Linked DNA regions of Homo sapiens: all the other regions are linked to region 5. Evidence: chromatin loops called from intact Hi-C (ENCODE). Cell type or tissue: IMR-90. All regions are shown on one strand. Region 1 has its middle 14 kb from the start of JCHAIN. Region 2 has its middle 71 kb from the start of GC. Region 3 overlaps SLC4A4 (solute carrier family 4 member 4). Region 4 overlaps SLC4A4 (solute carrier family 4 member 4). Region 5 holds the start of SLC4A4 (solute carrier family 4 member 4).

Evidence for each region. A loop is a pair of places that touch in the nucleus more often than their neighbours do. Peaks named below come from ENCODE experiments on the same cell type or tissue, not always from the same donor. Only the 100,000 strongest peaks of a DNase experiment are listed, where the experiment ranks them.
Region 1: a loop joins it to region 5, with 22 times the contacts of the local background. A loop is called at or near these places in 9 of 110 quality-filtered maps.
Region 2: it touches region 5 in a loop (11-fold over the local background); 59 of 110 quality-filtered maps call a loop at or near these places.
Region 3: it touches region 5 in a loop (2.6-fold over the local background); 10 of 110 quality-filtered maps call a loop at or near these places.
Region 4: it touches region 5 in a loop (3-fold over the local background); 10 of 110 quality-filtered maps call a loop at or near these places.

The regions. Positions count from the first base shown.
Region 1 is chr4:70,649,774-70,654,773 of GRCh38, forward strand. No RefSeq gene overlaps it. Among named protein-coding and RNA genes, the nearest start is that of JCHAIN, 14 kb to the right of the region's middle. In IMR-90, a CTCF peak has its summit at 2,533 (motif pointing right); no DNase peak of the experiment used is centred here; H3K4me3 peaks cover 157 bases.
Region 2 is chr4:71,710,919-71,715,918 of GRCh38, forward strand. No RefSeq gene overlaps it. Among named protein-coding and RNA genes, the nearest start is that of GC, 71 kb to the right of the region's middle. In IMR-90, a CTCF peak has its summit at 2,873 (motif pointing left); a DNase peak (open chromatin) is centred at 2,853.
Region 3 is chr4:71,250,506-71,255,505 of GRCh38, forward strand. It overlaps SLC4A4 (solute carrier family 4 member 4), which reads left to right. Exons shown (of 26, transcript NM_001098484.3): 3 at 4,715-4,894. Among named protein-coding and RNA genes, the nearest start is that of SLC4A4, 66 kb to the left of the region's middle. In IMR-90, no CTCF peak of the experiment used is centred here; no DNase peak of the experiment used is centred here; H3K27ac peaks cover 142 bases.
Region 4 is chr4:71,263,684-71,268,683 of GRCh38, forward strand. All of the region lies in intron 3 of SLC4A4 (solute carrier family 4 member 4), which reads left to right. Among named protein-coding and RNA genes, the nearest start is that of SLC4A4, 79 kb to the left of the region's middle. In IMR-90, no CTCF peak of the experiment used is centred here; DNase peaks (open chromatin) are centred at 2,628 and 2,988; H3K27ac peaks cover 1,927 bases.
Region 5 is chr4:71,182,308-71,187,307 of GRCh38, forward strand. SLC4A4 (solute carrier family 4 member 4) reads left to right here and starts at 4,952. Exons shown (of 26, transcript NM_001098484.3): 1 at 4,952-5,000. LOC124900712 (a long non-coding RNA gene) reads right to left here and starts at 4,217. Exons shown (of 2, transcript XR_007058133.1): 1 at 2,274-4,217; 2 at 1,381-2,148. In IMR-90, a CTCF peak has its summit at 2,086 (motif pointing right); a DNase peak (open chromatin) is centred at 2,094; H3K4me3 peaks cover 1,209 bases; H3K27ac peaks cover 816 bases.

The DNA of each region.
Region 1 (5,000 bases), 530 kb before region 5:
AAGAAAATATTACAGTATTTGCTGTGGTTTAACTCAGTAAAAATATTTTTTTCTCAGCTGGGTGCAGTGGCTCACTCGTGTAATCCCAGCACTTTGGGAGGCCGAGGCGGGTGGATCACCTGAGGTCAGGAGTTGGAGACGAGCCTGGCCAACATGGTGAAACCCCGTCTCTACTAAAAATACTAAAAAATTAGCCAGGTATGGTGGCCGGCCCCTGTAATCCCAGCTACTTGGGAGGCTGAGGCAGGAGAATCACTTGAACCCGGGAGGCAGAGATTGCAGTGAGCCAAGATCACGCCATTGCACTCCAGCCTGGGCGACAGAGTGAGACTCCATTTCAAAAAAAAAAAAAAAAGAAAGAAAGAAAAAGAAAAAGAAAACAAAATTTTGTTCAGAGAAGACCTTGTCAGTCCCATTCCTCATCTGTTAAACCACATTGGCAGCTGCCTCTGGATTCAGGCTGTTTTCTGACAGTGTTGCATGCCATGCTAGCATTATTCCAGTTTTAATGTGTATATGATTGTGAACTGTGTTAAAATGCAGATGTTGATTCAGAGGCTCTGGAGCAGAGCCCACCATTCTGTGGTATTAACATGCTCCCAGGTGGTAGTGATTCAACCAATCGGTGGACAAAGTGGCAAAGTGGTAAGGGTGGCAAAGTGGTAGGCTGCTCCCTCTAAATAAGTGGCAACTTCACACTCACCAGGGAAGGAACAGAAAGGTCTTGACCAATGAAAAAACTATCACCAATTTGAGGGGATGTGTATAAATTAAGCATATAAGTGAAAGATTCAAGACAGAAAGAGAAACAGGAGCAGGCTGATCCTGTCTCTATTCTGACATTTGTGTTATGCTTCTTCCTCTTTCACTGCTTGGCTCGTGTAGTTCTAGAAGGTTCTATTCTCCATCAGGAAAGGCCCCATTCAGTTAACATCTCCTCCAAGATTACCCCAGTCCTAACAACCCAGCTTCCCTGAAGGCTCACAGTACATGATCTTTAATATTTATTTATTTATTTATTTATTTATTTGAGACAGTCTTGCTTTGTTGCCCAGGCTGGAGTGCAGTGATGCGATCTTAGCTCACTGCAACTTCTGCCTCCCTAGTTCAAGCAATTCTCATGCCTCAGCCTCCTGAGTAGCTGGGATTACAGACGTGGGCCACTACACCCAGCTAATTTTTGTATTTTTAGTAGAGCAGGGGTTTCGTCATGTTGGCCAGGCTGTTCTTGAACTCCTGGCCTCAAGTGATCCACCCACCTCAACCTCCCCATGTGCTGGGATTACAGTTGTAAGCCACCATGCCCAGCCGATCTTTAATATTTAATCACAACTGTGTCTTATACTGTGTGCTAATTTTTTCCTGTGTTAGTTTTGCCTATAGAAGAAATAGGAAAACTGAAAAAGTGAGACCCAGTTCTTCTTCTTATGTGGCCCTCATAGCACTGTGCTGAGTACAGAGTAGATTCTAAGTAAACACCACTCTCTTTATCTTATGCAAATGAATAAATATTTAGAATTTCACCAAAATTAATATTAATGTATTAACTAATATTAAAAGTTTAATAATGATTAACACTTTTCTAATTATAAAATATACAGTCTTTGTAGAATATTTGGAACATTCTATACTAAAAAGTAAAAGGAAACAAAAAAATAACATTTTGGCCTATTTCCCTCAAGTCTTTTCCCATGTATGTGTAGGGAATTTTCTTTTTTTTTTTCTTTTTTGAGAGGGAGTCTCTCTCTGTCGCCCAGGCTGGAGTGCAGTGGCACAATCTCGGCTCACTGCAAGCTCCGCCTCCGGGGTTCTGGCCATTCTCCTGCCTCAGCCTCCCGAGTAGCTGGGACTACAGGCGCCGGCCATCACGCCCGGCTATTTTTTTGTATTTTTAGTAGAGATGGGATTTCACCGTGTTAGCCGGGATGATCTCTATCTCCTGACCTTGTGATCCGCCCGCCTCGGCCTCCCAAAGTGCTGGGATTACAGGCGAGAGCCACCACATCCAGCCTGGAATTTTCTTAAAGTCACTCCTTTATGCAAAATCCTACATTTTCCTCTTCACTTTGTATATCAATTTCCATAAATTTTAAAACACATGATGTTTCACTTCAGTTGTATGTAAAATATTTTGAAGTATACCTATATTACCATTCCCTTGATGATGGACTTAAAGTTTCCTATGAATTTTCACTATTATAAATCACATTGTAATAGATATCTCTATCTCTCTTTGTCTGTATTTCTGGTTATTTCCTCAGAAGTGGAATTACCGAGGAAGATGGTTTGAAGGATGTTTAGACAGAATAACATACTGACTGAGAGCTTTGGCTTTGGAGTCTGACAGCCTTGGAGCTAATCATCAGTTCTCCAAATACCTGAAAAACATTAGGCAGGTTACTTCATCACCCTCACAGCTCAGTTTTACCATTTGTAAAGTGAAAACAGTACTTGTTTTATGCAATGTTAGGAGAATTAAATGAAACAACGCGTGTTAAAAACGTACATTCATTGTATTTTGTAACTCAACCACTAGATGGAAGTGGAGGTTTATAATTATAAAGTAGTGGCTCTCCTGTAATTTCCAGCCTCAGTAGCACCTGGGGAATTTGTGGGACCTGCAATGTCTCCAGCTGCATCTCTGAGCTACTTGATCAGTATCTCTGAGGTGGAGCTCAGCAATCTACTTTAATGAGTCCTCCAGGTAATTCTCATACACTCTAAAGTTTGAAAAATCACTGATCCTGCCGGGCGCAGTGGCTCATGCCTGTAATCCCAGCACTTTGGGAGGCCAAGGCAGGCAGATCACTTGAGGTCGGGAGTTTGAGACCAGCCTGACCAACATGGAGAAACCCAGTCTTCTACTAAAAATACAAAAAATTAGCCAGGCGTTGTGGCGCATGCCTGAAATCCCAGCTACTTGGGAGGCTGAGGCAGGGGAATCGTTTGAACCCAGGAGGCAGAGGTTGCGGCAAGCCAAGATTGCACCATTGCACTTCAGCCTGGGAAACGAGAGCAAAACTCCGTCTGAAAAAAAAAAAAAAAAAAAAAACCCAGAAAATCACTGACCCAATATATATTCACATATATTTACATTCTTTTCTTATTTGTTGTTTAGGCAGGGAGAAGAGCCAAAGAAAATTAACACATAATAACAACTGTAAATTATGGATTGTTGCTAATTGCTACCACAGTGGTAATAAGTGATATGCAGACACAGCATGCATCCTTATTTTTATAAAAATCAATGTAGTTATTTTTGCTCCCATTTTTCAAATGAGGAAGCAATCTTTGAATTAACTTGGCCAATGTTACAGTATGTATTTCAATATAGACCATGGATTTATCCACTAGACTATACTGCTACCCCAAAGCCAAGACCTGGAAATCCCATTAAAGGGCTTTATTCTTATTGCTGATTAATATAATTTTCATCTGGCTGCTGCTGAGTGTGCTTACCTGAGCAAATGGCTAACTTGTCAAGAACTATGCAGAAGAAAAACATTTCTCACCAATTGTACCTATTTATGCCTGTCTTTTTAAAATGTCATCCATTTAATTCAAATTAAAAAGGGGGGGCAAAAGGTGCAAAACTTATAATAGACTTATGACAGGTCAATGAATTGGTCACATTAACCTCAAAATATCACATGAGGTTTAAGAAAATGTTACAGTGGACATAGTGATTCTCTAAGAGCCTCAATTGATGTTTGTTAAGACTATAGCAGAGTGATTCAGACTTTTCATTGCCATTTACTAGATAAGTGAACCACTCAAATGGCTAATTATCCACTTAGTTGGTTTTCTCATTTATAATATGAAATACCCAAAAAGTTATTGTAAGGATAAAATGAGATGACATAGATAAATCATTTGGTACTTGAAGAATGCTATCATCGTTATCATCACTAAATCAGATAGATCATAATCAGTATTGTGTTAATTTGGACCCTGCAGAATTGCAAGATGAGATTAGTGGGTGCAAGAGATTTATTAGGAAAACATCTGTGAGGGATAATGGGAAGGGAGCCGAAGAAGGCTGAGTCTTCGGATCCTGATGCAGGTCTTACCCATGTGGAGCAAAGAGGATAGGAAGGATGATTGGACAGATAATGTCTGGAGGTGCAGTGCTAAGAAATTTTCAGCAAAGATAAAAAGGAGTCCCCAAGTCAGTGCCCCATCAGAAGAGTCCTGTGTCTCCCGGGAACTGACCTGTCTTAGTGTCCCTTGCACAAACACAGTGGATCTCAGAACTATAGGTCAATTACATTCTTTGCAGAGAACTGAGAGGCTCCTTTCATGGCCACCACATCTTACATTGATTCCTTAGTGTGCCCCTCTAAATGTTCCACTAATACCAGCAAATGTTTGAATACAACTTAAAGAAAGGCTTTAATCTATCCTCAATAACTCTCATTTAAGAGTCACCAGCTACTCCAGATTTATATTGAATGAGTTAATATATATAAAGCACTTACATTGGTACCTAGCACATAGTAAGTACTAAATTGTTACTAGTATGGTAGTATCAGAGTTTAACTGAACTTCTGAAAGAAGGAAGACTTGTGGGACTACGAATTGCAGTCTTCTTCCAGCTAGCATTTAATGAGGTAATAATGCTGGAATAGGGGTCTTTCCTATAAGGATCTGCAATGTGGATCTACAAAACTTCTTCTACTGGGTACACCGAGAAACTAAGGCAAAGATGAGGAGAAAGTAAGCGGTCTCTTCAGAAGCAGTCTCTCATGAATTCTCATAGCACTTTGGAAGCTATTTCTTTGCCTTCAGCAGGCTCTGCCAAATAATAATTATTTATGTGTATGTCTTATCTCTTCAACTAAGCTACACTCATGTTCATTCATTCAACAAATATGTATTGAGTACTTCCATGTGCCAGACACTGTTCCAGATGGTGAGGAAACATCAATGGGCAAAAGTGCGTGCCTTCGTGGAGATTACACTCTAGTGAGGGGAGACAGACCATAAACATGACACGTAAG
Region 2 (5,000 bases), 530 kb after region 5:
CAACATTTGCTAATTTTATCATTATTTCATGTGACATCTGTAGTAAACTTAAAGGCCATTGCATATAAGGTTTATTGAATGAAGCATATAATTCTTATATTTTATAGTTTCACTTAAAGTTATTTTAAATTTTTTTCTTAGGCTGTTAGCTAACCAATTTAGCATGTGTTGAAATGGCAAGAGTTTACTCCTGCCCTAAAGTACATAAAAAGATGATTACATGTAATTTGGTGGAATACTCCTTGCATTTATGTTACCAGTTAATCCTCCTGTAAGCAGTTTAGTTGTTCACACACTGCAAAGTATGTGGATTAGGGCGAGGCAAAGACTGTGTGGGAATTTATAAAGATCAGGAACACTAGTTGGCCTGGTTAAATCCAATTTTCTCTTCTTTATGACCAGCTTAGAATCAGAATATTGTCCCTGAAATGAACATTAGAGGCAATTGACCTAACTTATAAAAAAAGAAAAGCAAATATAGTTAAGTGACTTGCTTCAGATTATACAGCTAGCAGGTGACAACACTAGGCTTAGGGTGTAGATCTTCTGGCTTCCAGCCTATTAGACCATGTTTACAAAGCAATTCTATAAACTCATCATTAGCTGGAAGGGTGTTCAGGGTGTTAGGAGCCACCAACTGTAACAGGCACACAGGGAGTTTACATCCCTTTAAAGCCTGCACCCTGGTCTTACTTCCTATTTGGAGTGGTTAAACTTTCATATGCTCACATGCATGTTCAGCTTGAAGGTTAGGAGAGGGTTAAAGGTCAGAACCATGCACTTTGGTCATTTAGAAGCAGGACAATATCCAAGCTTTCACCTTGGTATATACTCAGTTGCATCTTCCACAACAGCAGTAACAAAGGCAAACATTCTTTGAGAGAATGTGTGTGGCAGGTACCAGACTGGTCACTGGTGATAGAAAGGGTAGCCCTGGTTTCGTTTCTGCCCTCAGTGAGCTCACAGTGTAGCTAGTGATAGTTGGTTTGTGTCTGCAGAATACTCCCTGAGCTAAAGAATATATAATTGGAGGTCAGCTTTTTTTATTTCCCTTTCCCCTTTCTCCAATTTTGTATTTATTCCTATTTCTAAATGTGGGATGTGTATTCAAGTACTACTTTAATTTTATTAGCCTTTTTTGAAGTCCTGAGGCATCTTTCAGTGAACAAGAACCAGGGGTGTAAGCAGACAGATTTCCTAACACTGACTCATTAACGGGGTAGCCACACTCTTTTCTGACAGCCTGCGGTCTCGGAGTGCTCCTGAAGTGTCTAGGTTCTTGTTTTCATCTCTGTTAGCATCTAAGGATAAAGGGTTTGGGGGTATTTCTAGACCCCACTCATTCCTGGTTCTGGTTTCTTATGATCTGCTCTGTCTTGAGTGTCTGGGCTGCATCCCCTGCTGCATTTGCCCTGGCTTGGGCCATATTCTCTGACTCACAGCTCCCTATCAGCACTAATATTTTGATTGGGCTCACCCTGTTGCACAGAATAAAGTATCAGAAAGCACCTATACTGCTTCTGAAGAAATGCTAAACAATAAATTATTTAAGAAAAAGAAAATGGAGAAATATGTTGTGGTGTTTGGAAGAAAGGCGTGGGGCAAGTAAGGGAATGGTTCCTGGTAATAACTATAGTTAGTTTTTGCTCTGCTTTTTTACCTTAATTCTGCTAAGTTATCATATCAAATATTTTCAAAAGTGGTGATAGCTAATGAGGGCAGAGGAGCAGGGTGGAGCTTTGGAATTTTATTTACCTCAATGATTTGGTGCCTCTTGCCTCTGGCCTCCTTGGCATTTCAGGTCTTCAGGGATTTAAAACAATACTTAAGAGAACATGGCTACTGTGTTCAGATAATATGTAGTAATATTTTTAATTGAAGCAATATAATTGATAGCTGTTGTAATTAAACAGAGCCAATTAAAGGAGGAACCAAATACTTTGGCTTCTGCAATCTAGGTTCGGTATCTTTAAGAGTTACTGGTCTGTGTAGATTTTTGCTAAGATTGGAAGCCCACTGTGTTTACCTGGAGGCCTTCAGGCTGACTCTCCACTCTTTGAGGGGCATCTAAGTGAACACAGGCTGCAAATACAGCTCAGAGGGCTCTTAGATGGCCCTGTTGAGAAATTTTAGCAAAGATGGATTAAATCAAAAGACCTAGGTTCCTTCTGGACTTACAGATCAAGGATCTGGAAATTTTTACAGCATCTTAGACTGGAGAGGATTCCATGAAGTGTTTCTGGGCCCATGGCTGTTCTGTGCAGTCTCTGAACCAGTCCATAGCCACTGGCTTATGTATACAATTATTAGGAGAGAGGAGTGGTGAATGATCTGAGGGCATCCAAATGGCAAGGGACCAAATCATAATAATTTAAAAAAATACCCACTGCCCAAAATAGTTGCTAACATTTATTAACTGTGATCTTATTGTGTGAACATTTATTGTGTGATCTTATTCAATCATTACAATACCCTTTAAGGGATGGACACTATTATTTCCCCCAATTTTTAGATAAGGAAACTAAAAAATATTAATTACTTGATGTCTCATAGACAGAAAATGGAATTTTTCTTTTTGAATGGCTCAAAGTAAAAAGGAGGACATTACTGTTTAAATGTCTTGTTTTTTATTATGGTAACAATATGCAAAAAGTTTTAGATCTGCAAGACTCCCTTTGATTTTATGGTGGGAAATCAAAAACCCTGCAATACTCATTTTCCCAAGATCATGCAAGTAGTAAATGACAGAGCTGAGAATAAAACTCATGATTTTTGACAAACAAGGCAAAGAAGTCCTTTTCACTAACTTCTTGATGGCAGAATTTAGAAGGTTATGGAAGTGGTTGGAAGCCTGCCATTATACAGTAACCAGAAATTTGCTACCACCTAGTGGGTCAATTGAGTAATTTACATTTTCAAAAGCAGTTTCAGATATTGCATATTGAGCAGCATAAACATACACACACACAAAGAAGGAGAATACAAAGAATATGGGGTGAATAGGGATTTTGAAGATTCTCTAGTCTATTGCCAACATTTTGCAGATGGGAGCGTTTGAGTGTGAAGAATTGACAGGCTTCTCCAAGGTCACACAATAAATATAATGGAGGCAAAACTGGGAGTAAAACTCCAGTCTCTTTGGTTTTGGTTCAGTGTTCTTTTCCTCTGGTACTCTATAAATAGGAAAGAAAAGGTTCTTTCAGTTAATGGAATCCAAAATCAAAGTATTTGCCTGAAGTATTTTGAGGCTTTCAGCACACATATATCATTCAACTTTCTATTTTGGCAGTCAAGTCTTGGTTATATTAGTGGAAAGGAAAATGTTTGTATGTAATAGGGACATATATCTGTATATCCATATTTATATACATTTATGTTTATATACCTGTACTTATAATTATACCTATACTTATATACCTACACTCAGAGTGCTCCTAAAGTTGCTAGGTTCTTGTTTACATTCCTGTTAGCATCTAAGCATAAAAGATATAGGATGTTTCTTGATGCTGTATCCTTAGATACTAACAGGGATGAAAACAAGAACCTAGCAACTTTAGGAGCACTCCAAGACCTGAGGCTGCCAGGGGTGTTGAGGAAACCAGAAAAGAGTATAGCTATCCCCTTATTGAGTCAACATTAGGAAATACGTCTGCTAATATTGCTCATTCTTATTCACTGAAAGATGCCTCATAACCTCCAAAAAGGCCTATAAGATAAAAGTAATTCTTAGTCTATTTATCTTAGGCTAATACTAGAATAAATTTCCATTTCTTGGGCACGTAATAACTTGTGATATACTGGAAGTAGGCTGGATGGCAGTAGAATGCTGTTCAGTATTTTTTTAAAAAATAGTTAATAAAACAGATGAATAGACTGTAAATAATCGAGTATATATTGTATAAAGTATGCTTCATGCCATTATTGTCATAGTGGTAAAGGAGTTTTATAACAAATTTTAAAGAAGCTGATTTCAAAAACATTTTTATTTCTATTTTTGATAAATTTATTTTGCATATGAAATAGCACATAAGATCTACCATAATACACTTTTAAATATTCTTAAGAACTGGTTTGTTGTATCTATACATGAAATGGACCATTACTTAAAATGGTGGGTCCTTCTTTGTCACATTTGTTAGATTCTTTCTTAAAACAATCTATCTTGGGAAGTAAGAACTGTTTGACTGTGTTCTTTTGAAAGACAGCAGGGGAACTAGGGCAGAGACAAACATGGGCTCCTCTCAGGAAAAAGCAGTCCTTTTTTTTCTTGGATGATTTCTAAAATGTCCCATATGGAGATTTTAGAGAATTTCTTGGTTTTTCACCCCTTTTTTACATGCTCTAGGTATGCTCCTCCAAGACACTCTCATAGGTGGAAGCCACCATCAAGCATCTTGCCATCTTCACTGTACTCATTTGTCATCATCTTCAATTTTGCAGGATTGTAAACACAGTGAAAAATTTCAATATACATTCAGTAATTTTAAAATGACAATGAGAGAAAGAAAGAAAGATAGAAAGAAGGAAGGAAGGAAGGAAGGAAGGAAGGCAGGCAAGCATTAAAACTTTTAAACCCAAACAAAAATACACAAAAGGAATCTGGCTGCTTGTTTGGATACATAGGTAGAAAAATGTCTTTCTGACCGAAGCAAGAACAATTTCCTCCATTACAACTTTGGCCATCATTTAGATAAGCTGCTTTTCTTTAACCACTATGCCTAATAGGCAGAGATAGGGCAGGATCTAGTTGAGATCCACCACCATCATTTAACTTGTAGCCAATCACTTAATCTCTGTATGTGTTAGTTTCCTAATATAAAACTGGTGTAATTATTATAGCTATCTTACAGTTTTTTTTGGTGTGTGTGAATATGACATACTGCAGTTAAAGTGTTTAGAACAATGTTTGGCACATAGTAAACAATTTTAAGCTATTAGAATAACTAAGAATGGGTTGCAGTTAGTTTTTTTTCTTTTAATTTTAAAAAAATTTTTGCATA
Region 3 (5,000 bases), 68 kb after region 5:
CTGTCCTTTGGTGATCCTTTAGATAGAATACAGTACTGACATATCAGGTTAAAAAATTATATACTACCTTATTCCAAAAAGCTTTAGGGTGAAGGGAAAGTAACTGTTGAAAAGTTGGAAGAATGAGGTTGTGTATAAAATGCACGTCATGAAACTCTATATGCTCACTACGGGTTTGCCTAAAATTTGTCTATTCTCTTGTTAGCAGCCAATGAGGAAGGTGACATAATAAGTTATTAAATTTATGATATAAATATAGTATGTTTTACAGAACACACCATCAAAGTAGTGATGAAGCACTGTACTAGTCTTGATACTGAGAACAGAGACATATTTCTCCTGTGGGGTTTTATGAAGAGAACACTTCATACAAAGTTAAATGGTTATAATGTCCTTGGCTTCCTCAAACTGTGGTTTTTGCACCTGTACAATGGGGATAGGAGCAGGATTGCATGAGGAGGTAGATATAAAACACCTCGCAGTGCTTGGCATGCTTGTAAGTATTCACTAAATAGTTGCTATCATCTGTATGTACAGTAAACACAGCAACATGTTTCCCAGGAAGGAGCTAATAGATGTATCTTACATATAGAGGCATATGTTGTTAACCATCCACTCAGCTATAGAATTTGTAGTTTGGCTGATCTAAAACCCTTTTCTGGCTTGAAGGTTTTCATACTTCAAAGTGTTAAATCATCCTTGGTAGCAAAATGTGTATTTGTGAAAGCCACCTTAATTTGAATGGCTCCAGAGTTACTAAGTGTAAGTTTTTTGTTTGCCAGAAAACATTGTAGCAACTATGAGAAGTATGAAGTTAGGTTAGAAATATTTCAGGAATTGGGATAATTGGATGAGTTAACATCATAGTACTTCCTACTTGCAACTGGGGTGGAGCATGTAAGGATGGGAAGAAACAAGAATCACGTAGTGATCATTTCTGACATTCAGAGATACCCAGGAAAGCCATGTTTTCTTTCCAGTAGTACTGGCTGTGGTACGGATTGGGAGATATTCCCAAGATATTTAGAGTTTGTTGGGAACTTGCACCATCTGTCAGAGAAAGGCATGCAGGGTATTTATTTGAACACATGATACTGAAGCCACTGCCAAATCAAGGACTGAATGCTCTTTGACAGCACACCTAAATGAACACTGTCAAATGTAGATTCCAGTAGTTTTACTTCATGAAGTTTCAGTAGCAAGAATGTAACATTTATTTTGATAACATTTAAAACGATCACTTCTTCCTCATACATTATAGCTCTTAAAATTTTTTCCACTCCTCCTTTTTACATTATCTTTGGAAGCAGTATTTCCTGAGTTTTCTAGTGGAGAATTTTTTTTTAGCCTAAAAAGTTCTGTATAAGAAGCAGGTTAACTATCCCTGATTCTTTAATGGTCTTACTGTTTTGTAGTCCCTTGCTGGGTTGGAAAGCTTGTCTGTCAAGTTTCTCCTTTTCATATTACAGGGAAAACAATACTATATCCTCAGCTTTGTGACTCCCCTAAGAACTTGCAGTCATTTTATGAGTTATAATTTTAAAAATAGTCATCAGTCTTCATGACATATCCCTTAAACAGGTAAAGAGATTTTAATGAAAATAAATATTGAGATCCACATGTGATGTTCTCATCAATCATAGCATATTTTCAACAGTAATGATGCTTCTATTGATCATGATGACAGATATTCTGTGGGGGCAGTGAGAAAGCTTCCATTACAGCTCATTTTACTTTCGGTGTTTTGGTTACTTGGCACATATAGCTTATTAAGTATTTGATTGTCCCTTTGAGACAGCATGTCTGTATTACCCCATCCACCAAAGCAAGGCTATCTTGCTCTCTTCTTATAGGCAAGGAAGCTGAAGTGAGAGAGGCTGAGAAGTAACTGATGGAGCAGAAAGCACTGTCCCTGAGCCCCTCAAGGTTTGCTTAACCATGGAACTATGTTCCTTGTCCTCTACCTGAACACAAGACAGAAAAGGAAAATTTAGTTACCAATCACATGTGAGAGGAGGAGGATGCTTTAAGTTTTGAATTGCTCAGCTCAGTGGCTTGATTTCCTCTGGCAGTTGTTGGAAGGCAATATCTTCCTCATCCAGGGAATATTGTATTTTATTGTGCTGTAAGGATGTCTACAAAAAGTTCATTGCCATATGAGTACTAGAGAATGGTAGCTTCGCAGAGGCCATCACTAAGAGTTTTAAAACGTGGTCAAGAGTGGTTGCATTAGACAGGAGTGGGAACAGAGAGTGACTGCAAATGGATATGAGGGATCTTTTTGGATTGGTGGAAATGTTCTAAAATTGGATTATGATGATCGTTGCACAACTCTGTAAATATACTAAAATCATTGACTGTATCATTAAAATGAGTGGATTTTATTGTTTATAAATTACACCCCAGTAAAGGTGATTTTAAAATGCCTAAAATTTGGCATGTCTTGAGAGGAACAACATTTCTGCTTGACCTCTGGGCACCATAGCACTTCACAGTGCAGTGTCAATTCTGAACGCTCCCACACCTGTGTGGAAGTGCACAGGGAAAACCAAGAAGGAGGAGTTGGAGGAAATGGGGATAGACAGAATCTGTTGCTGAGAGGATGCCTATCATCACGATGTGAACAAAATGGCACCACTTATGTGATAATGACAACTCAAAGTAGGTTCCAAAAAGTCAAGTGCATTTCTCTCCAGGGTTTGATGGCTCACTCTCTGAACTGGCCTAACTCTTTCATTAGATTGACCATGATGACACTTCCTAGCCAGTAATCTTACCTTAGCATCTTATCCACCCATATAGACTGTCTATTAAATGATTTGATCAAATGTACTATGCAGATTTGGGTAAATATAATTTAAAAAACCTTTCTATATAACATCATATGGCAATATAGCTTAATTACCATTTTTTGCTTAGCCGCCATATTTAATAAGGTGAATAGAAAATATTTAATGTGATAGGTTTAAAAAAATTTTTCAACCTCTTAATTTGTGTGTGTTTTCTTGAAAACAACCAAGCATTTCGTGTTTGATTTATTGAAGCAATTGGTTGGCTTTGCTCACTTACATTGTTAAGACTTGAGATAAAACTTCAGGACTCCCTCAGTAACTGGAGCACAGGAAACAATTGACACTGTTTCTTAATTCACATTGTTTCTGAGACATTTCCTACTTCCTAGTATAATATAGCTTTCCCATGAGAACCATTTGCTTGCAAATGGTTACACATGATAGATACACTTCTCACTGGCACACATTCTGTGGGGAGAATTTCACTGTGTTTTGTAGTAGCTGAGTTGCTGCGTGTGTGTTGGGAAGGAGGTCCTGCTTTATGTAAAGATGCCTCCAACTTCATTCAAGCATCTGATGTCTTCTTTTGAATACTAACCCATTCACTTAGGTTCTGCATTGCTTAGCTGGAATATCTTTCCTGAAGGAGCATATAATTCTTTGAAGCCTGCCAATTTAAGGAAACACCCCTGCCAATTATGGTGTTTTTAGATATACCCCGTAGGTTACTGTGGAAAGTAGTTCATGACAGTTTGTATCATACATACTGTATGTACATGTATTTGCATGTAGGTACGTGATATTGGCTGTGGCATTGCAAAGTTGTCATCAAGGAATAATTCCGGAAATGGGAAATAAAACCCATAGATGAGAAAATCTAATCTAATTTGCAGTTCAGACAAAAATGTTCACATTATTTCTCAAATGGTAGTTCCTAAAATACAGAAGTTATGCTGTATTTAAAGTGAAAGTAGAAGTTTTTCAATTTAAAAAATGATGTGGAACTTTGAGTTTCTTTCTTTTTTGTCTTATTAGATTTTGTAAAAATAATACCACTTGTCAGTTTTGCAGCTCCTTCCATCTAGAGAGCTGAAAGCATTTCACAATCTTTTTTCCTCATGCCCTTCTCTTCAAGGCAATTTTTGCTGGGCTCGGTTTATTTTTATCATTGCAACAACCAGTTTTTAGAAACTTTTGGAAATGAAAAAAGAAAAATGAGAATGGCACTGTAGCTGACATTCATTTTAGCTGTTTCCTAGTGTGAACGTTTGAGTATTTCTAAAATCTTTTCTCCAAGTATGTCTTATTTTTCTCAGTTTGTCCCAGTTCTAAGTCTCTATTTTGCTGATTAGGTAAAAAAAAAAAAAAGTTTTAATGTAAAGCCTTACCCCCAGCAAAATGACTTTTTGAACTTTGATAAATCTTTATTTTTGCAGCGCCAGCAGCTCCTTTTCCAGCAGGCACTAACCCTACCCAGTATAATCATAGACTCATGTAAGGCTGAAACTGGAGGGCCCTCTAGGGATTACCCAGTTTAAGTCTCTCCTTCTAGAAATGATGAGAGGCCCAGAGTGGTTAAGAGATACATGCTTAAGGTCAGACAACTAATTGATGGCAGAGTATGACAAACATGAAGGATTCCTGATTTCCAGTTTGATATTCCTTGGTTTTCCTAAACAAAAGTAGTCTATCTGGACAGAATTAGAGTACACTCTCACAGAGTCCTAGTGTCAGCCACTAGCTTGAATTATACTGAAGCTAATTGAAAATTGGGAGGAAATTTTATTTTTCTAGAGTTTGCCAAATATAGAATGGTAACGTTGAATTTATAGACATTTTCTTCTGATCTGTGTATCTTGTGCAATTTGTCTGCAGTAGAGAATGTGGTTTGAACTGACTGGTGATTTGTGTACCTTCCTTAGGCCACCATACCATTTACATCGGAGTCCATGTGCCGAAGAGTTACAGGAGAAGGAGACGTCACAAGAGAAAGACAGGGCACAAAGAAAAGAAGGAAAAGGAGAGAATCTCTGAGAACTACTCTGACAAATCAGATATTGAAAATGCTGATGAATCCAGCAGCAGCATCCTAAAACCTCTCAGTGAGTACTCTCTGAGCGTTGGTGCCTCTCTCTGCCTCACTCCCACATCTTTGAGAAGGACACCTTTTTGAATCTTGTGGCTAAAGGGGAGGGACACTGTAATACT
Region 4 (5,000 bases), 81 kb after region 5:
TACCAGGAAAAGTCTTTTTTTTATGCTGTAGTTCTACAATTTGCAATAACTAATTTGTACATAATTAAAATAGAAATTGTGCATGTTTTTAAAACAGAGATGAAAGTGCTACCTGTGTATTTTTTTTTCTTATGGGAAATATATTACAATATTAAAATGCCTGAAAACATGAAGGTAAGTGTTGGAATGCAAAATATTATAAGACAGCATTTCTTTAAAGAACTGTATAGCTTTCTGAGTTGGAATAAGCCTGCCTTTGCTTATGATTATTTATTTAGGGTTCATATTCCACTGTGTTGAGTGAGGATAGAGCATAAAAGAGGTTACTTATGGCAGTGATATTTGTTAATTACTGAATGTGTCACTGAGGCTGTTTGCGGAGTTTTTTTTACATGGAGAACTTTAAGAGTTGGTACTATATGTGTATCTGGGATAGATATACAGATTAAGGTCCATGTTGCTTTCAGAGATGAAATAAGATGACTTTAGCACCCTTGTCAGGATTATGATTTACTGATTCTGAAACAAGAGCATAACTGGAATGTTCTATTCTTTTGCTATTTGCCAATTAGCAGAATTCTATTATTTAAAAAAACACATTGCACATGATATCCTTACTTTAGAAACTACTCCTGATGGTGATGGTATTGTTATTAAACACTTTGTATCAACATTATCTTTTGTCATTTATCAAAATTTTACCACAAAGACCACAAGATAAACCAATTATATTTAACTGATTCTACTTCATTTATGAGGCTTTGTGTAGGAATAATTTAAGTGTAATGGAAAATATGACTTCTGGATGCAAATGTTTAATAAACATGTGGGCTGTCTAGCTAGCTGTGTTCGTTCAAAGCTGAAGCTGTTTTCCTCAGAAAATAGGGCAATTTCTGTTACCAAGGTATGGAAATAGCAGTTTCTATAACTAGAAATTTACTGCAGATTCACCCAGTATCCAGAACACATGCATGAGCAACTATAAAATCCTAAGTCAATTATTTGTCTAATTGTACTTTGTTACTTCTTGTGACACTGCTGAATGCCACAAACAACAACAACCAAGCAGATGGGCAAAAACGCTTCAAAAGGATTTTAGATTATTTTTTATTGATGTCCACACACAGACACAGCTAATACTCTTCCTTGGTCCTCTGATTCCTAAATATAGGTTTTGAGCAAAAGATACGCTGGTTAAGAAAGACTGAAGATAGGTAGCTGGCATTCCAGTGGCCATTTCAGTTAGATCAAATGCTAACCAAAGTTTTCAAAAAGTGTGGCGGAAAGTTTTGTGAGCTATTGTTTGCATGCTCCAACCACACTTGGAAGGTTTATAGATTTTTTGCTCTTCGTGAAACTGACTTTGGAAATCTGTCTATGCTATATTTTCCTTAAACCTCTTTTATCCTATTATTTTATGATTCTTTCTGACATTAGTAAAAACATCTAAGCAGTTAATACAATAGGATAAATTTGAGGATGTTCTTTGTACATTTTTGTGTATAGGAAGAAGTGGCCAAGATGCTTTCCTCTTCTGGCAGATGGAGAGAAGGTGCTGTCTTTAGTGACTGAGTGCGAGTGGGGAACCTTTGATTTTGTAAAAGGCTCATACAAGTTCAGATGAAAAAGAAATCAATCAGGGCAATGTATAAGAAGAAAAAACAACCTGGAGACTATATTTATTTTTAAATAACAATTGAGTTTTAAAAATGTCATTGATTTCTGTATTTTGGCCAGTCACAGGGAATAGAGGGGGAAGTGCAGGGATAACACTGAAAGTAAAAGGAGAGAGAGGAGATGATTTATTCTGAGAAAGAAGCAGAGGAAGTAGAAGAATGCCATCAAGAAAGACAATGAGATTAAAGAAAAATCACTGGGTGAATGGCAAGGGCTAACATCTTACCTCCTCAAAATAGAGCTCTCTATAACTTAATAGGACCAGCTCTCTACATCCAATCCTCAAACCGGTTTCAAGTGGCCTCTACCTGCCTTATCTTTAGTTTCCTAGGGATAGTTTTTTCACCATGATTTTCAAATGATCATAGTGATTCTCTAACGATTTTCCCTTTATTCTTATGTTATCATTACCTCTTTGTGTTGGTTTTAGACTCATCTCTACCAGATGTTCCTCCTATAAGAAACTTGGGCCTTGTCTTATAGTTATGCTAGTCCTTTTCCTAATACCTGATTTTTAAAATTACCAGCATACCATATGATAAATATCTTTAGCTTTCTAAAATTTCTTTTTAAACATACCCTAGTCTTCTAGCAGATTATTTAATATAACTTTCAATTCTATAATTTAAAAAGTATAAAATTCAGTTTATACTTTTTATAGGAGGTGACCTCAAGTCTTTGTTCAGCCACAAGATAAAGCTGGACTAAGGTCCAGCTTTAACAAAGATGCTACCCTGAGCGTCCACACCAAATCCAAGGCTGTCCTCTTGGTAGTCTGCCTGATGACAGAGGAAATTCAGAGTCAGGCAGTGGGACTTTTTTGGAAGACAGCTGGGTCTAGGGGAATTTTTGTAAGCAATGAACCATTCTTTAATTGTGAAACCACTGGATGTGGTTAGTAGTTTATTTTAAAAATACCATATGTTAGTTCATTCCTATATACTGTGACAATCATAGTTTAATCAAAAGTTGCTTGTGACATTTCTGTTAGTGTTCATAAAAGAGTGGCTTGCTTCCTTGAAATCCTGAACTCTGTGCCAAATGCCAGCACATTGACAATTACAGTTTGGCTTTTAGGCAATTGTGCAGCTTTTTGAGTATGTGGTAAGTTTTTATTTATTTTTGTCACTTTCACTAATTTGTCATCTTCTTAAATGGAAAAATATTTTCTCAGCACTTTGTTTGGTAAGTAGGGACTTTTACTCTTTTCTCCATGGTTCCCCGAGAGGAAATAAGCTAATGTAACTGCTTTTCGACTCTTTTTTTTCTGGCCAGAAAGCCAAATGAATGCATGATCTCATTGAGATACGATCTATTTGTATGAACTGTAAGCTTGTAAGCTTGTCATCATCCTTCATGGTCCTGGGGCAGGCGCCTGGCTAGCCACTGTAACAGGATGAGGAAAGAGATACAGCAAGATCCCTGAGACTTCAATTCAGTGCAGTGCAAGTCAATTCATTTCAATTCAGCTCACTTTAATCCAATCTAAGAAATATTTATGGAGTACTTTTTAGGCATAGTCCTGGGCACTGGGGCTATAGAAATGAAAATTTCATGAAAACTGACATTTTGGTGGGGGAAATAACACAAATCAGATAAATTTAAGAGAATGTGGTAATTACTAACTACATCAGTATCAGTATCAGGAAGGATGAGATGCCTCATTCATCCATCCATTTCTTCATCAAAAATATTTATTGAAGGTCTACACCATGTACCAAGTACTGTGCTAGATGTTGGGGTGATGATAGTGAACAAAATTAAAGACTTTCTACCCTTGGGGAGCTTGTAGTCAGTTTGGAGAGACACTAACTAATCAAATACCCATACAAAAAAATGTTAAGTTCTACCTTTGGTATGTACTGTTGGAGTGTGGCCCATGGTGCTGTGAGATTTGATAAAAGGTAGGTTCTGATCAAGGTAGGGAGGTTAGGAAAGGCTTCTCTGAGAAAGTTATGCTTGAGTTGAGATCTGAAGGATGAGAAAAAAAAATTTTGGTGAAGGCTGTAAGTGAAAAAAATACTGCAGGTCACAAGAAGAGCACAAAACAAGGCTCTGGGCCAGGAGAAAGCATGATGAGTACAAGAGTGGTTATCTAAGGCAGGCCATCAACACTGACCAAGTATGTGAGGCCTCATTGAGGAGAGTTCCATCTAAAAAATAATTTCATTATCTTTGACTAATATTTGAGGAAATGGCCAAGGTGGGTGGATCACCCGAGGTCAAAGTTTGAGACCAGCCTGGCCAACTTGGTGAAACCCCATCTCTACTAAAAATATGAAAATTAGCTGGGTGTGGCAGTGTGTGCCTGTAGTCCTAGCTACTCAGGAGGCTGAGGTACGAGAATTGTTTGAACCTGTGAGGCAGAGGTTGCAGTGAGCCGAGATCATGGCACTGCACTCCAGCCTGGATGACAGAGTGAGAGTCTGCCAAAAAAAAAAAAAAAAAAAAAAAAAAAGAAAACGAAACGTACCAATTTCAGATGAATAATTATGTGTATTAAATGCCATGATAAAAGCACATCTATATATAAGGCATACAGTAAGTTGAAGTACTGATTTTTAACCTGAGTTTAAATGGAGCTTTATGGTTATGATTCTGTGTTTTTTCTCAACATTGTTTATCTGCAGAACCACTCCCAACTTCTGCTTACATCTTATAACCTTTTCTGCAAATATTTATTCCTATGATATCAGTGTGCCAAATAAAGTAGTGTTTTTTTTTTTTTTTTTTTTTTGCCACTAGTGAATCTCAGCAAAAGCTTTTGGCATTGACACGTGAGGTGCATTCTTATCTTCTCAAGTGGCTCTATGATTTTGTCTATTTTCATGTACTACTCCACTGGCAGCCAAGATAATCCCTTAAGGATACCAATTCTACAATTTTAGAAGTATAGAAGGTTGGAGGGGCAATTCATTCTGGGTGAATATTTCAGTAACATTGGCTGTAAATCATACCCAGGCCTTTTCTTTCTGTGACTCACGTGATGTAAGGAAGAGATCAGATGACGAGGTCAAGAGGACACAAAACCTCAGCCCTGCTTCTGCTCCCTCAATGTCGTCCATCCAAAATGACTTTACATATGTCACCAGAGCATGGAAGTGTTTATGGCGATTTATACTTTGGTTTTGGTTTGTTAGCTTATTTTGTCATAGTTAGGACAAGAGGAGACATTTCTGATGCAAAGGGAGATTTTCTTTAGCCAGAGGAATTTTGAAACCTTTATTACTAAGTACAACAGAGTATTTTTGTTCATTGTACTTTTGAAGTCTGTGATCAGGAAATGTATTTTCTTTAAAAATAAATCAGAAAAGGTCTCAGGA
Region 5 (5,000 bases):
GAGCCAACGTTTAATATTCAGATTTTGATTTGCAGTGTTTTCCGTGAAGACATGAGTCTGGTAGATGGGTACTAGCAACATCAACTGTTTTGTTACTTGCAAGGAGACTGAGGTGCTGTGGTCTCCAAGATAGGCCTGGTCTAAAGAGCAGACCAGTGGGATGTGAACGGTAATAGGCCAGTTGGATCTGGTGGTCGGTTAGTCCATAGGGAAACCTGTCTCCAAGCAATGGAACAGCTGAATCCGCATGACTTGGTCCATAGGCCAAAAAGGAGGAACAGCTTTTAAGTGGCCTGCTATGTAGGCCCATTCAATTCCCAAGGAGGCAGGAAGCCAGTGGGATACAAAGGAAAAAACACCTTTCTGTGTCTGGGAAGTTGCTAGTCTGATCACGTGTATGTACATTTCACACACACACACACACACACACACACACTCTCTCTCACATTATGAGAGTCCAAGGGCCCCAAGAGTCTGTTCTGATAGAGAAGTCTAACATAATTCTCTACCACCGTACCTAAAACCAGACCAATCTTTTAAATCAGGGGCCTGGGTTTTAGTGGCTTAGTAGCTCATTTTAAGTTTTCCTTCTCCTTCCAAACAGAGAGGTCTGTGTCCTGTGTTATGCTGATCTATGGGAGAATTCCTGCAGGAGGAAGGGGCTGAAACATTGGCCTAAGGTTATTAAACAGAGCTTTCGTAATAAATATGTTGATACCATTTCTGAAAGATTTGCATATTTCTCTATCACATATTGTTCAATTTTATTAGAGGAAATCATTCTGGTATCCTGTTGGAATTGCTGAATTTTGGGGTATTATCTTAAGCTCCTTGATTTTAATGCTGTGGGAACTGAGACTCAGATTGAATAACCTGCCTTCCTTGACATTAACTGAGATAAGCTCCTGTTTTCAGAAGTTAGAACCCTCTACTGATAGTTGACTTTAGGCATGTGTTTTAAAAACGACAGTTGGATATGGTTGAGAGCTCAGTTGCTAAAGCTGTGAAGCAACTTGGGACACACGTTTAACCAAATAAAATTATTTTCCCCAGCTCATGCTGTGCTGACAGCTTCCAAAAACTGTGTTCACCTTCATTCTCTCCTCATAAAAAGGGGCTACAGGTATTTTTAAACCTGGGGTTTGAGGAAGAGAATGTTAATTATAAATCTAGATTAGTTGAATGTATTCAAGAATTTGCCAGACTGAATATGAATACTCTTGGAGTGTAAGTGAAACAAAAATGAGGCCTTTGGTGACCTATTATCTATCGATCTATATCTATCTATCTTTCATCCCAGATTGGTTTTAGAATGAGAAGAACAAAAGTTGCTTTTTCTCATTTCTTACTCTTACACAATGAAGTGGTTAACAAAATTGATACAGAGTGACAACTTTAATGATCATTCTGTTGCAAACAACTACAAGTCCAAACAAATATCAGCACAAAGAAAATCTCTATTCTGTGTAGCAACATGTTGGTCAGACTTTCGCCAATGAACCACCTATTTAAAAAGGACTTGATATTGACAAACATCTCTGATCAGTCTTTGACGTTTATAGTAACAAGCTATAATGTTATCTCCTACCACCTTTCTGTTTAGGCCCCAATATGAAATGCCTATGAATGTTATAATTTTGTATAACTCCAGGAGAAACATCCAACAATATTTTTCACCTTTTTTCCCAATAGTGAAAAAATCCAAATATAATAGTTATATTTATGGATTCTGCTCTTTGTTGAACACAGTGCTTTACAGACAACATATGGTGACAAGCCATCACTCTTCCTATTTTATGTAATGAGGAAACTTAAATACAGAGTCTTTAAGGACCTAGTCAGTCACACAAATACTGAGAAAATTCTATGCTAATAATCCTATCTGCAGGTCACATCGGCACCTTACTTTCAATAATCAACGCAGGGCCGATCAATTGCATTATTCTACTACATACAACTTCTTGTTTTAGAATCAAAGAATGTCATGCCTATAAGCGACCAGAAATGCCTGGACTACCTATTCGAAAACTTTCATCTTCATTCTTCTTAGAGACATTATGTCGTCATCACCTGCTGCCACTAGATGGTGCTTGTCATCGAAACAAAGGTCCTTCCTCCTTTCTGTTTTCTTTAGATGCCTATTAGGACCTTGGATGATACGAAAGAAATTTGATTAATAAGCTAAGTACTGGGCTGGTATTCTAAGAAGTCCTTTAGTACAGAGAGTTGTTGATTAAAAAGTAAACAAATCATTATCAGTAAAGCTTACTTACACCATTTTTCTAATTCCATCAGTTTTTCTGCTCATTCTTCTTGTCACCAAGCTGTGTGAACCCCAAGACAAAAAGAACTAATAAATCTTTCTTTGTGCTTATGAGAATCAAGAGACATGGCACAAGTTTTAGGAGAGGTGAACAAAAATCTCAGGATTCATTGTTATCACCCGGAAAAGCAATCGAAAGTGATCACATGCAGAGTTTATAAGAAAAATTAATCAATGACCTTTCAAAGGAAAACACGTATATCTCAACTACTGGACACTAATCAATAGGAAAGGAAATAGAACACTCTTTTAATTGTGGGATAGCAAACATCAAGTAATGAAAATGATAACAGAGGTTGTCAACGCTTTGCCAAAGACTCTTTTTCTCATTAATTTAAGACACATACCAAATCTCACCTCTATAGTACTCTCATTGTCTCCCTGCCTCCCACCCCACAAACCAACTTTATGCTCCTTTTAGGGTAAATTCTTGCCAATCTTTGTACTGAAATGCCTTCAGGAGTTACCTATTTAACTTACGTGAAGGAAAGTTTGATATATTTTGCAGCAGAATGCTTGAAAAATGTGTTTCTTGGACTTTTTCTTTCTTATTCACCAGCACTGAGTGTTCATGGCTGCTTCACGATTATAATGAGAAATTGCCAGCTATGTTGAAATACATAATCCACAGTGTGAAAAACTGCTGAACAGCAATGGCAAATTTTTAATACAAAAGTGACTTCCCTTTGCCTGTTAGCTTACTTTGCGGTTGCTGATTCTTGCTAACTGCCTGCTCAGGGAGTGAAAGTTAATTTTAACATTAGCCTAGAAACAGAACATAATCATTTAGGTGAAAACTTTAAAGCTAAATTTTTGTTTTATCTTTGGTTTTGAGTTTCCCATGAAAAATTCCCAGTGATATATCACTGCACTGGGTTATGTAGAATGTGTGAACATATATGTGAGCCAGATGTGACAACAGACACATGACAGTACATTTTAATTTCAGACATCAGATTGGCGTGTTTCCTTGTGCCTTCTGAGCATTAACTAAGGATTTTAAAGATAGAAACTTTTTAAAAGACACAGGCTCCATACCTGCTTTCCAAGCACTGGTGAGGCACCATGGATCTCTGGATCTCTTCCAGTTTTGAATACTAGAAAGAAAAGCCTCTGTCCTCAAATTATTTCCTCCCTACCCTCATTTTTTTTTTCTCTTGGAGGTCCTATAAGCTATAGCTTTGTATTGAAGAAATACTGGGGACCAGGAGCAGTTGGTATGTTAAATTATTTCTCTTGAGCTTTATGCATTTTGGTGGCTACTGTTGAAAACACAGTTTGGTCAGTGATGTCCACATACACATTACATATAATATGTATTACTAGAAAATGATATACACTTGCATGATATACCATGTGGTTGCAATCCATTAAGTGACTACTCTCTAGCAGTACCCAGAACAATAGATGGTGTGTCTGTGCTGACAGTCTGTTCATATCTTAATGGTTTACTTATGATTCAATAGTTTACCAATGGCAATGGTGCTGGATCACTGATATATTATTTGCTTGGCAAAGAGTACTTGAACCTCATTATTAGACTTAGGAACAGAATAAATACAAATAATCACTTTGCTAAGGCTGTTTTCCTAACTCCCAAGGAAGACAGAAAGGCATCAGTGACATAAGTGAAGGACACAGTTGACAACCACGTTATCTTCAGACATCTTTTGTTAAAGGTGAACAATTACTTAATACTGTGTTATGGCAGCACTCTATACGCCCCAAGTTTTATAAAGTAGAGTCAAGAGTGATCTGAGCTGGGAAACTCACGCAATTTTAGTTCTGCATGAAAGCACAGGCTCTCCCCACTGGGGAACTCTTTTGAGTAGGACAAAAAGCTGGACCTAGGACCCAGCCCAGGGCGTGAGAGAAAAGGAACCTGGGAGGCAAGAGCGGCCGGTCCGGAGCCGGGTCCTCCGCCAGCTCCGGGCGGGCGCTGCGCACAGAGCCCAAGCCCCCGGCGGAGGCGGCGCGGCTCGAGGCCCCTCCCCGCCGCCGATGCCCGGGCGGCTGACGCCGAGCAGCGGCCCGGAGCGGTGGGGGCCGGGCTGGCGGGCACGAGCGAGGGCAGGGCAGGGGGCCGGCCGAGGCCACTTACGGCTTTAAATATGGATCGCAGGCTCGCGCTCGCGGCACAGCCTCCGCCGCGGCCGCCTTCCGTGAGCCCCCGCACCCCGGCTTGCTCCCGAGGGGCGCCTGGGCTGGGCTCCACTGCTGCAGTGTTAGTTACTAGCAGGAACATCAGAGATCCCCATAAATATGCAGGAGCTGCAGGAGGCAAAGTAGAGTAGACGCCCGCGCTCTTACACACTCGCTCGCCGCGCACCACACAGGCTGTGTAGACATCCCCCCGCGCCACCTTTCCCCTTTCCTCGCGGGCCGTTCAGGTTGCAGTCCTGCCTGCTCCGAAGACCCTCCCGCCCCAGCGCCTTTGCCCCGCTCTCCCGCGCTCGCCTCTCTCCGGAGCGCGCACCCACCCAGGCGGCAAAGTTGTGACTACTTGGGCGCGGGTGACTGGCGCCCCGCTCGCTCCGCGCCCGGCGCAGACAACTTCCCGCGGCTCGGCCCCGCCGCGTCCCGGGCTCGCGCCTCCAGGGATTCCGCGGCCCCCCAGCCTCCAACCCCGGCGGCGCGCCGGGCAGCGCTTCGGTGGCGGCGGCGGCCGCGGTGGCAG